2 separate regions of the Homo sapiens genome follow, and region 2 is linked to region 1. A link is a contact called in ENCODE Hi-C or POLR2A ChIA-PET data. All regions are on one chromosome and are shown on one strand. The core of a region is the stretch at or near the end of the contact, and the rest is flanking DNA. Distances in the headings are between cores, read along the strand shown. Region 1 holds the start of FYN (FYN proto-oncogene, Src family tyrosine kinase). Region 2 overlaps LINC02541 (long intergenic non-protein coding RNA 2541).

Region 1 (4,493 bases), core at 1,020-3,519:
GAGAGCATATGACACTTAGTCTGTCCGGAATAGTTTGAGAACAGTTTTACTATTTTTCCCATTTTACGTATGAGGACACTAAGGTTCAAAAAGGATAAGCGACTTGCTTCATCAAAGCGCTCCCAACAGTGAACTGTGGAGCTGGAATCAGAAACAACTCCAGACCAGTGCTGCCCGATAGAGATATAACTTGAGCCACATAGGTTATTTAAAATTTTCTAGTAGACGCATTTAAAAAATAAAAGAAACAATTTAATTAACTCTAATAATGTTTTATTTAGCACAGTACATTTAGACTATCATTTTAACATGTAATCAATATTAAAATGGGATACTTTACATTCCATTTTTCATGCTTGATCTGAAATATCTAATACATCTTTTACATTTACAGCACATCCTAATTTGCAGTAGCCAAATTTCCAATACTGAAGTACATTTCAAGTACTTAACAGTCATGTGGCTAGTGGCTACCTCCTCGGACAGCCCAATTCTAGAACTATGGTCCTCAAGGTGCTGTCTCCAGATTGGCTGTATCAACATCACCTGGGAACTTGCTAAATGTGCAAATTCTTGGGCACCATCCCAAACCCCCTAAATCAGAACCTCAGGTGGTTAAACACAGCAATTCATGTTTAAGCAAGCCCCTTCAGTTATTTCTGATACATGTCAAAGTTTGAGAACCATTGCTCTACCCAACTGCCTCTGCATCCCAATCCAAATAAACCCAGAGCAGCCATTGCGGACTAGCCCTGAGGACGAAGAGCCTCTGCTCTTGAGATAAGCAATTCTTGGCTAAATGAAGCTGGCTTTCTCTTGTATGGAAATATCCTAGTCCTAGCTATGGTTCCATTTCTTGGGATTATGGAATTTCCAGACACAATTTAAACATGGTTTAATTTGTCATTTTGTTTAAGGAAAAGGAAAAAAATCCAGTAACCTCTGTATACTGTCACCTTGAGTTAGTTACTTAACTTTTCTTTTCCTCAGTTTCCTCCTCCATAGGATGCAGATCATTTAATAAATGTTAGCAACTTTTCTTAAAAAGTAGTGTGTACAAAAAGAAAAAAGTCAGCAAAAGGGACAGATTTTTTTAAACTACAGTAAAAACAAGTAGTGGGCCGGAAAGGCAATATTATAGATTTTGAGCACAGAAGCAGAAGCTGATTCACTTATAATTTCTTAGAACATTAGATTTGCTGAGGGGGAAGGTAGGGTTCTTGCCAAAATCATTAAGGAGAGCGATTCTGAGTATGCCTTAAAGCAGAACTTTCAGTAAACAGGAATTACCTATAAAGAAAATCAGGAAGCCAAAGTGTTTCTTTTTATGAAGTTACATCCTGCCATAGAAAAGCTGGATAGGAAATAAAGACCGATGCACTCCCAACTGTATACTAAACCGGCAATTATTTCATCAAGGGAAATATGAGCAAAAGCTCAGATTCAGTGAAGGGGAAAAAAACATGAGAAGTTTGAATGTTATGAGAAACCAAAGACAACCAATGACTACAATTAAACGAGGTTTTTTGGGGGTGGGGCGGGGAATGTACGAACAAATCTCTGTCATTTCAGGTTCCTTAGTCGCCGCTTGGCCCCTCCCCCTATTTCAGTAATACTTCCTCCAGACTTTTGCTAGAAAAAAAATATAAATGAGTGTCCGCAGAAATAGGGGACTGATAAAATGATCCTAATCTCCTTCTCCTCCTCATTGTTATTTGTTGTGCGTTTCCACGTTTCAGGACAGGATTCTACTTTGCTCCGTACTCTTTTCAGTTTGATCAAAGAAAACGCTGCTATCACCGCCCAATTTTCCATTTCATCCTCTCACCCTCAAATGAAAAGACACCAGAAAGGCAAGATAGCCCTGTCTCGAGGCAGTTTCCCATGGTTTTGGGGGAATGGCAGGTGCCAATCTGCAGCAGCAGCTGCAACCTTCCGCAAAGCGGAAACTGCAGTTCACACTCTCCGCTCTTTCTCCCGCCCTACTCCGCCACCTCACAACTCCACACAATCCTTAAAAACACACAGACCTCCTCCTCCAACCTCGCATTTTCTTGCACACCCTGCACCGCACGCACCCTGGGATGCCCGCTGCCACAGTAACGCTCAACCCACTCGGCGGCCCCACCTACTGCCGTCCCGCCCACGCCCCAGGCGCCAATGGTTGCGGCTCGCAGCTCCCAAGGGGCTCTTTGATAGGGCAGCCGGGCCTGTCACTCTCGAGGCGCGCCCCGCCCCCTCCTCGCTCCCCTCCGGAGCTGGAGGGGCAGAGCATCAGCAAGAGTAGCAGCGAGCAGCCGCGCTGGTGGCGGCGGCGCGTCGTTGCAGTTGCGCCATCTGTCAGGAGCGGAGCCGGCGAGGAGGGGGCTGCCGCGGGCGAGGAGGAGGGGTCGCCGCGAGCCGAAGGCCTTCGAGACCCGCCCGCCGCCCGGCGGCGAGAGTAGAGGCGAGGTTGTTGTGCGAGCGGCGCGTCCTCTCCCGCCCGGGCGCGCCGCGCTTCTCCCAGCGCACCGAGGACCGCCCGGGCGCACACAAAGCCGCCGCCCGCGCCGCACCGCCCGGCGGCCGCCGCCCGCGCCAGGGAGGGATTCGGCCGCCGGGCCGGGGACACCCCGGCGCCGCCCCCTCGGTGCTCTCGGAAGGCCCACCGGCTCCCGGGCCCGCCGGGGACCCCCCGGAGCCGCCTCGGCCGCGCCGGAGGAGGGCGGGGAGAGGACCATGTGAGTGGGCTCCGGAGCCTCAGCGCCGCGCAGGTAAGCAGGCGGCGGGGATGCGTCGCGGGAGGCCTCGGGGATGCTGCGGAGAAGCCCGGCCGCCGGCGCCCCCGCGCACGCCGCCCCCGCCGCAGGGCCCGGTGCTGCGGTCCCTTGGCCGCCAGGGCGCTCCGCGGGGCTGCCGGGGAGTCGGTGCTTGGGGTCTTCCCGCGGTTGCACCGGAGGACACCCCTGCGGGGTGCGGCCCCGAGGCAGCGCGGGGATGGGGACCCCATTTCCTCGCCCGCAAGCGGGCGCCGGGTGAAAATGGGAATTGGCTTGGGGGCGAGGCTGGCCCAGACTCCGCCCCCGCCCTCCTTTTGGGGCCCCCCGCGGGGACTGGGGCTGTGTGTGTTGTTTTAATGTCAGGGATGATGTAATCACTTAATAATTGATGCCCCGTGCTGCTTCCCTCCCCACCCAACCCCTGCCCCACTCCTCCACCTCTCGGCCTCCTCCCTCGGCGGCGGTCGCCTTCTCCAACCCATCCTCCTGCCTATTTCTGGCACCTCCCTTGCACTTCCCCCATCCTCCCCTTCACTCTTCCTGTGCCACCACCCACCCACCCTTCCCCTTTCCCCTGTGCTGGAGCCTTCCCTCCTCTTCCTCTGTCCCCCACCCCTCTGCTCCCTCCAGCTCTTTTCTCCTTCCTTTCCGGCTCCCTCGCTGGATTTCCTCTCTACTTCCCTAGATCCATGGCTGTTTTTGTTTGGGCTCCTCCCCTCTGTTATCTCTGCGGCCACAGGCGGAGGGGACTGGGCCAGAAGGAGGCCACCGAGCTTGGGCCCAGCAGAGATGTGCTGGGACTCACTGGGAAGAGGGATAATAAAATCACCCTTCTTGCCCCTCCTTCCCCCAATAAATCACACAGACTCGCCGGGTGTGTGAGTGTGAGTGTGACACAAAGAGCCCTTTCAGTGCATAGAGAGGAGACACACAAAGTACCCTAGGATAGGCACGATGCTTCTTGTCTCTCTTCCCTGGGGCTTCCCTTTCTTTCCCATGAAGCAGTTGATCTCTCTGAGTCTTTCCTGCCACATTTACCAAAAAATAAAAGAACCCCCGGATGCCGGGTGGCAGGTGTCGGCATTTTGCTGTGTTCAGAGACCGGTAGTGTTGACTGGCAGCTGCAGTGTTTCTTAGATTTAAGGGAACAGTTATCCCAGCAGTCTTAAGAGTTGCTTTACTTTTAAGGTAGCCTCCCCATCCCCTCGTTCTTTCCCCTGTCCTTTTGGGAACAAGTACTAAGAGCTGGGGTAGAGTAGATTGGTGTGGGGGTCACAAGAATTTTGTTTCTGAATCAGAATTAAATTGTTATTTGATAAGAGGGAGGCAGCCTGAATGGCTTCTTCTCTCAAGTCTAAGAGGGCACTGTACTGAAGTCTTTTGAAATGAAATCCTGTCTGCCCAGTGATGTTGTTTTACCCTTTTATTGAAGTAAATACCTGGGGACGTGGATAAAACGGTCTAGAGTTAGCATTTGGAAGACCACTGCAGACTGCCTCTTGCCTGCTTCAAGGTAGTCTTGGGACGCCTACTTCCTTTCTCACCACCCAAGCAACTGCAATACTTTCCACCCTATGTACTGTCTTCTTCCCCAGTCCCTGCTCCATGGGTACCCTGTATTCAGATGAAGGGACTCACAGACTTTTGGAGGAAGTGGTTTAACTATCTGAGGCTTTGAGGCCACTTGGCTATGAACTGGGGCTGTAGAGAATCTTGACTGAAGTCTAAACCATT
Region 2 (4,681 bases), core at 55-2,554, 1.8 Mb before region 1:
ACTTTGGCTGTAATACCCTCTTCCCTCTAATCAATGCAGTATAATAAAGACAGGTTCTAATATCTCCTCCTGAAACTGGGAGGAATTTTAAACATTCTCCCTTCTACATCATCAGAACAATATAGTTTTACTTTCACTACCTTTAAAAACATTAAGGAAAGTAGAGAACAATATTCAGATTAGTTATAAGATCAATTTTCCTATCTCCTTCTATAAGTTTCTAGGATTTTGTATATTTGGTGTGTAACATACTAACTATGTTGTATTTTTCTGTGCTTTTAGTCACAAAAAGATCCTTGCTTAAAACAAACATTTTCTAAAGACATCAAAGGCCATGTAGAAAAACATAATATAAAAAGTATTTGCAAGCTGGGTGTGGTAGCTCCCATGTCTGTAATCCTAGCACTTTGGGAGGCAGAGGTGGGAGGATCACTGCTCCTCACCCACCTACAGGTGGCTCCCATGCTTGTAATCCCAACACTTTGGGAGGCAGAGGTGGGAGGATCGCTTGAGCCCAGGAGTTTGAGACCAGCCTGAGTAACATAGTGAGACCCTGACTCAAAAATTAGCTGGGCATGGCGGCTCATGCCTGTAGTGCTAGCTATTTGGTCTTGAACTCCTGGCTTCAAGCAATCCTCCCACCTCAGACTCCCAAAGTGCTGGGATTACAGGCATGAGCCACCACACCTGCCCTATCCTACCTATTTGGGAGGCCAAGGTGGGAGGATTGCTTGAGCCTGAAAGGTCGAGGCTTCAGTGAGCCATTATTGTGCCACTGCACTCTAGCCTGCATGGCAGAGCAAGATCCTGTATCAAAAAAAAAAAAAAAAAAAAAGAATTTACAGTTGTGTGCCATAGCTTATTAGCAACAGTAGAGAAATTATAGCACAATATTTGCTGATACCACAAGGGAACACATATTTGTGGTGTCTATCTTTCATGTGTTTTTATTTTAGGAAATGAATGCTGATGTTAGGCAACTTAATCCCTTCCTTGTGACTTTTGCTCCTATTTCCAAGCTGGGTATCTCTTACACAGGCATTAACAAGTAGGTTGACTGTCGGGACAAGCCCAGGGATGGCATTGTTTCTATTTGCTGATAAATGACTCTGGGGCTGTGAAGACTCAGACCCAAGGAGTGACTCAGAAAGTCAGGGGCCCATGTCATTCTGCTCTGGGTTCAGACGTGCACTGCAGCAGCACCGGGACTTGACAGCCCTACGGCTCGATCAGCTTTCTGTTTTCATTGCCTTACGATGCCATGAGTGGAACTATTGTCAAATCAGAGTTCACTCCCCAGCTTTTCAGTCTTTCCCCTAATTCTTGCTCTATCAGAGGTCGAGGACAACAGTATAATGATTCATAGGTTCTACTTCCTGGCAAGTAATCATTTTCCCACGGTGAGTAATGATTTATGCTGAGAGGGGTAAAGAATTGTGATTTGCTTTTTTCTGTGTGGCCTTTCTGCTGACAGAGGGTTGGCTAGGAATACTTTTTTTTTCCATTTGTAAGGCCATCTAGAAAATGTTTTAAAGCATTTTAATTTTTTAAACATAGGCTCTTTAAATATATATATTATTCATAGAGAACTGGAATAATCCCCTCATATACTTTGTTAAAAAACAAAGACAATTTTGAAATTTCCTTTTTTATGTTGGCATGTGAGGACTCGGTGTGCCTCATAGAAGTCAAGAGCTGTAGAGGCCCACTACAACCCCACTTTTTAGATGGGAACACTGAGACCTGGAGAAGTTACTTGAGTTGTCCATTTCCACAGAACTGGCTAGTGACAGAGACAGATTGAAGCTTAAATTAGCTCATCATAGGCTATGATTTTATCTAACTTTAGGCTTACTTGTACCATGTCATAAGGGGAAATCTAGGTTTAAAGAAGTCCATGACTTTCACAGTGAACCACATGAATTAATGACAGAAGGGCCAAGGCAGAAGCATAGTAATTGGTATCGGATGGACCTTGGCTTGAATCGTGGCCCTGGAACTGGATGATGTTGGCTAATTTACTTAATTTATCTGAGTATGTTTTCTCACTTTACAGATGAGAATGGGGATAATAATGTCAATTTCATATCATCTGATGTAAGAGTAAGAGATAAGGCATGCAAGGCTCCTGACACATGGTAGGCTTTCAATAAACAGAAGCTCTAATTATTTTTTAAAACTAAGCGACACCTGTCCTTGCTCTCTGGGTTTCCTTTTCAAAGCAGCCCTAGTTATACTTCGCACTATCTTAGAACTTTGCTTTGTCAGACTCAACAGTTAGTTTTCTCAAGCCACTACTGAAATTTTTCCCTTAGTACTCTGCATCTGAGTTGTCTCATTTCCTGGAGGCCCTGTCACAGGCCAGTAGGCTGTTACAGAACATGATCTGAAACCTCACTGGCAAGGGAAGTCCCCTTCAAAAGAGGCATTTTTTTCCCCTTCTGGAGTTTCACGCTTCTCTTTCAGATTATGTAGGCAACCCCTCAACCGGAGGACACAGATGAAGGTCCTGCCCCGATTGTCCTGTGGACAGTGTGGGTGCAGTGGGGAGGCTGAGGGTCTGGGCATATTTGCCCCATATGTCGTCACTGCCACCATTTCTGCCTCTGTACCTCCATGTCCTTTCAGCTTCCCCACAAATGGCCTTTGTTTTTTTTTTTCTCTTCCCTTTGGTCTCCCCCTCCCACCTCACCAGGACCAACTCTTGAAACACCCAGTGGGAAATTTAGAGGAGTCTGTGATACGTGGGGGAGTATTGGAGCTTTGCATTTCTGTGTTTTCTTACTTCCTTTAGAGCTCACAGGGATTTCCTAAGCAGTCTCTTCTGTGCCCAGTGGCCAAGACTGGCTCCCTCCCCCTGTGATGGGGAATTGCCACCTAGGTGCAGGTGGTTCTTCTTTTACTTCTTCTTTTCTAAAAAACACAGTTACAAAAATATACACCTTATGTTCAGGTCTTGCAATGAAAAAAATTGCTCTAGTGATTTTTGTAGTATTTTTTCTATAACTGAAATGCTATTTACATATCATGATAAGAGATAGTCCATTTCATTAAATGGGCTCATTCCTTTAATTGAAGTGTGTGTGTGTGTGTGTGTGTGTTTATTGGCATACTTTCTAGATATTTTGTCACCAGGGAATTTCCCACTTGAGTATATGTTGTAACATAAGTGAATAGTCTGCAATATTTTTTTTGAGACAGAGCCTTGCTATGTTGCCTAGGCTGCAATATTTTTTAAACATTAATATTTACATAGAGATTTGTACTAAGTGTTTTGAAAATCCTTTAAATCACATTAAATATCATAAAAGAGATTTTTCATAATTAGAAAATATAGCCTCAATCCCATCCTTTTATTGTAATGATTGGTTTCATTTTCATATATTAACTTTCATTTTTTATTCATGTATTATAGTTTCATTAGGGTAGGGTCTAAAATTTGTGCTATCAAAATGAAACTAGCTATTGCTTCACGTTTACTGCAATAAGCCCACCTGCTTTTCTGATTTTGTGTGCACTGTCCTCTGTGAACTGTAATGGACCAAGTAACTATGAAACCAACATCTTCTTCCCTAGAGGATGGTCCCCTGGGAAGCCCCTGGATCAAGCTCCAATTCTGGCAGCTTCTCTTTCTTTTAAGAACAACAGATAAAGTTCCAGCATGGCTTATTTTATTTATTCCACCAATATGTATTCAGAGTGTACTAAATATTGAATGCTACTATGTTAATTGGGGACACAGGATGTATAATCACTTTGACATATTGAATATGGAGGGAAAACACAGGGAGGAAACTATTTTGGTGCTTTTGTGATTCTGTAAGTGGCTCAGAGTCAATTAGAGGAAAACATGATCTCTGTTTTTGGGTTCTGCAAGGTTGGAAGAAGTGGATGTGGAGATAAAGTAAAATGAGGGGCATGGTAAACTGTGGCCTGGTGGTGGGGTGGAGTTTGTATTTCAGGATACATAAAGTAATGAGCCCTATGATTAATAAAGCTAAGTTGAATACCTAACCCATGGGTTGGATAGCTTAGTATCTGGGACAATAAACTAGGAGTTTTGTTTATTTGTTGGTGAGTGGGGGAGGTGGGTATGGGAGATTTAAACTGAATTAGCAGGATTGAATCTCACTGAAAAGGAGGGAAAGAAAATTCTAACAGATTTCAGGAAGACAGAACTTTATTGCTTATGTAACCAAAAAGTCCCAGGCTGGAATTGACCTCAATTTTAGCTGAAATTAACTCTTTCAACAAAAGTTCTGTAAGTTTGCCTTTTTTCAGCTTTTGACTTAGCTTTCTTCCTTATTCTATTTTAGGCAGCCTTCCTCACATGATGGCAAAGATGGCTATAAACATTTATGGCTTAAATTCTACAAGTTTTGAAGCTTTGTTGGGAAGTATATGTCCTTTTTGCTTTGTTTGGCCCAGCTTGGCCAGTCTCAATCCATATGGTTTGGATGGGGGCTAATCTTGGAGGCAGGTGGTGGGATTGGCCCTTATCCAAACCATATCAATTGAGAATGGCAAATGGTACTTCTTCAAGGGGAAGGAATGTGTTGTGTTATCAGGAGAGGCGTGCTGGGTAGGTGAAAACCAAGAATGACCACAATGCAGATCCCTTTGAGGATCTGTTGAAAGAAATGGACCTTCTCTCTTTAGAAAAGTACTCTTGGCTGGGTGT

Evidence for each region. Hi-C counts contacts between places; a loop is a spot of excess contacts on that map. ChIA-PET counts read pairs that join two places held with the same protein, here RNA polymerase II (POLR2A). Pooled maps may share reads with other maps.
Region 2: a loop to region 1 is called in a map with no recorded cell type, with 3 times the contacts of the local background. The contact joins the enhancer-like site here to the promoter of FYN in region 1. A Hi-C loop is called at or near these places in 1 of 37 single-sample maps with no recorded cell type and 2 of 50 pooled maps. POLR2A ChIA-PET finds 5 or more read pairs at or near these places in 1 of 52 experiments (OCI-LY7).

Annotation. Positions count from the first base shown.
Region 1 is chr6:111,871,228-111,875,720 of GRCh38, reverse strand. FYN (FYN proto-oncogene, Src family tyrosine kinase) reads left to right here and starts at 2,269. Exons shown (of 14, transcript NM_002037.5): 1 at 2,269-2,753. It overlaps LOC102724646 (a long non-coding RNA gene), which reads right to left and starts at 2,269. Exons shown (of 3, transcript NR_168402.1): 1 at 2,031-2,269. RefSeq lists silencers at 2,140-2,229, 2,350-2,599, 2,750-3,149 and an enhancer at 2,198-2,697.
Region 2 is chr6:113,629,019-113,633,699 of GRCh38, reverse strand. The region is part of intron 1 of LINC02541 (long intergenic non-protein coding RNA 2541); the gene reads left to right. Among named protein-coding and RNA genes, the nearest start is that of LINC02541, 19 kb to the left of the region's middle. RefSeq lists enhancers at 1,345-1,394, 2,265-2,404, 2,425-2,724. Within about 2 kb of position 1,304, at least 26 of the 41 ENCODE cell types and tissues checked have a DNase peak (open chromatin) inside an H3K27ac peak, as active enhancers do; they include OCI-LY7, where a contact is called at or near this core.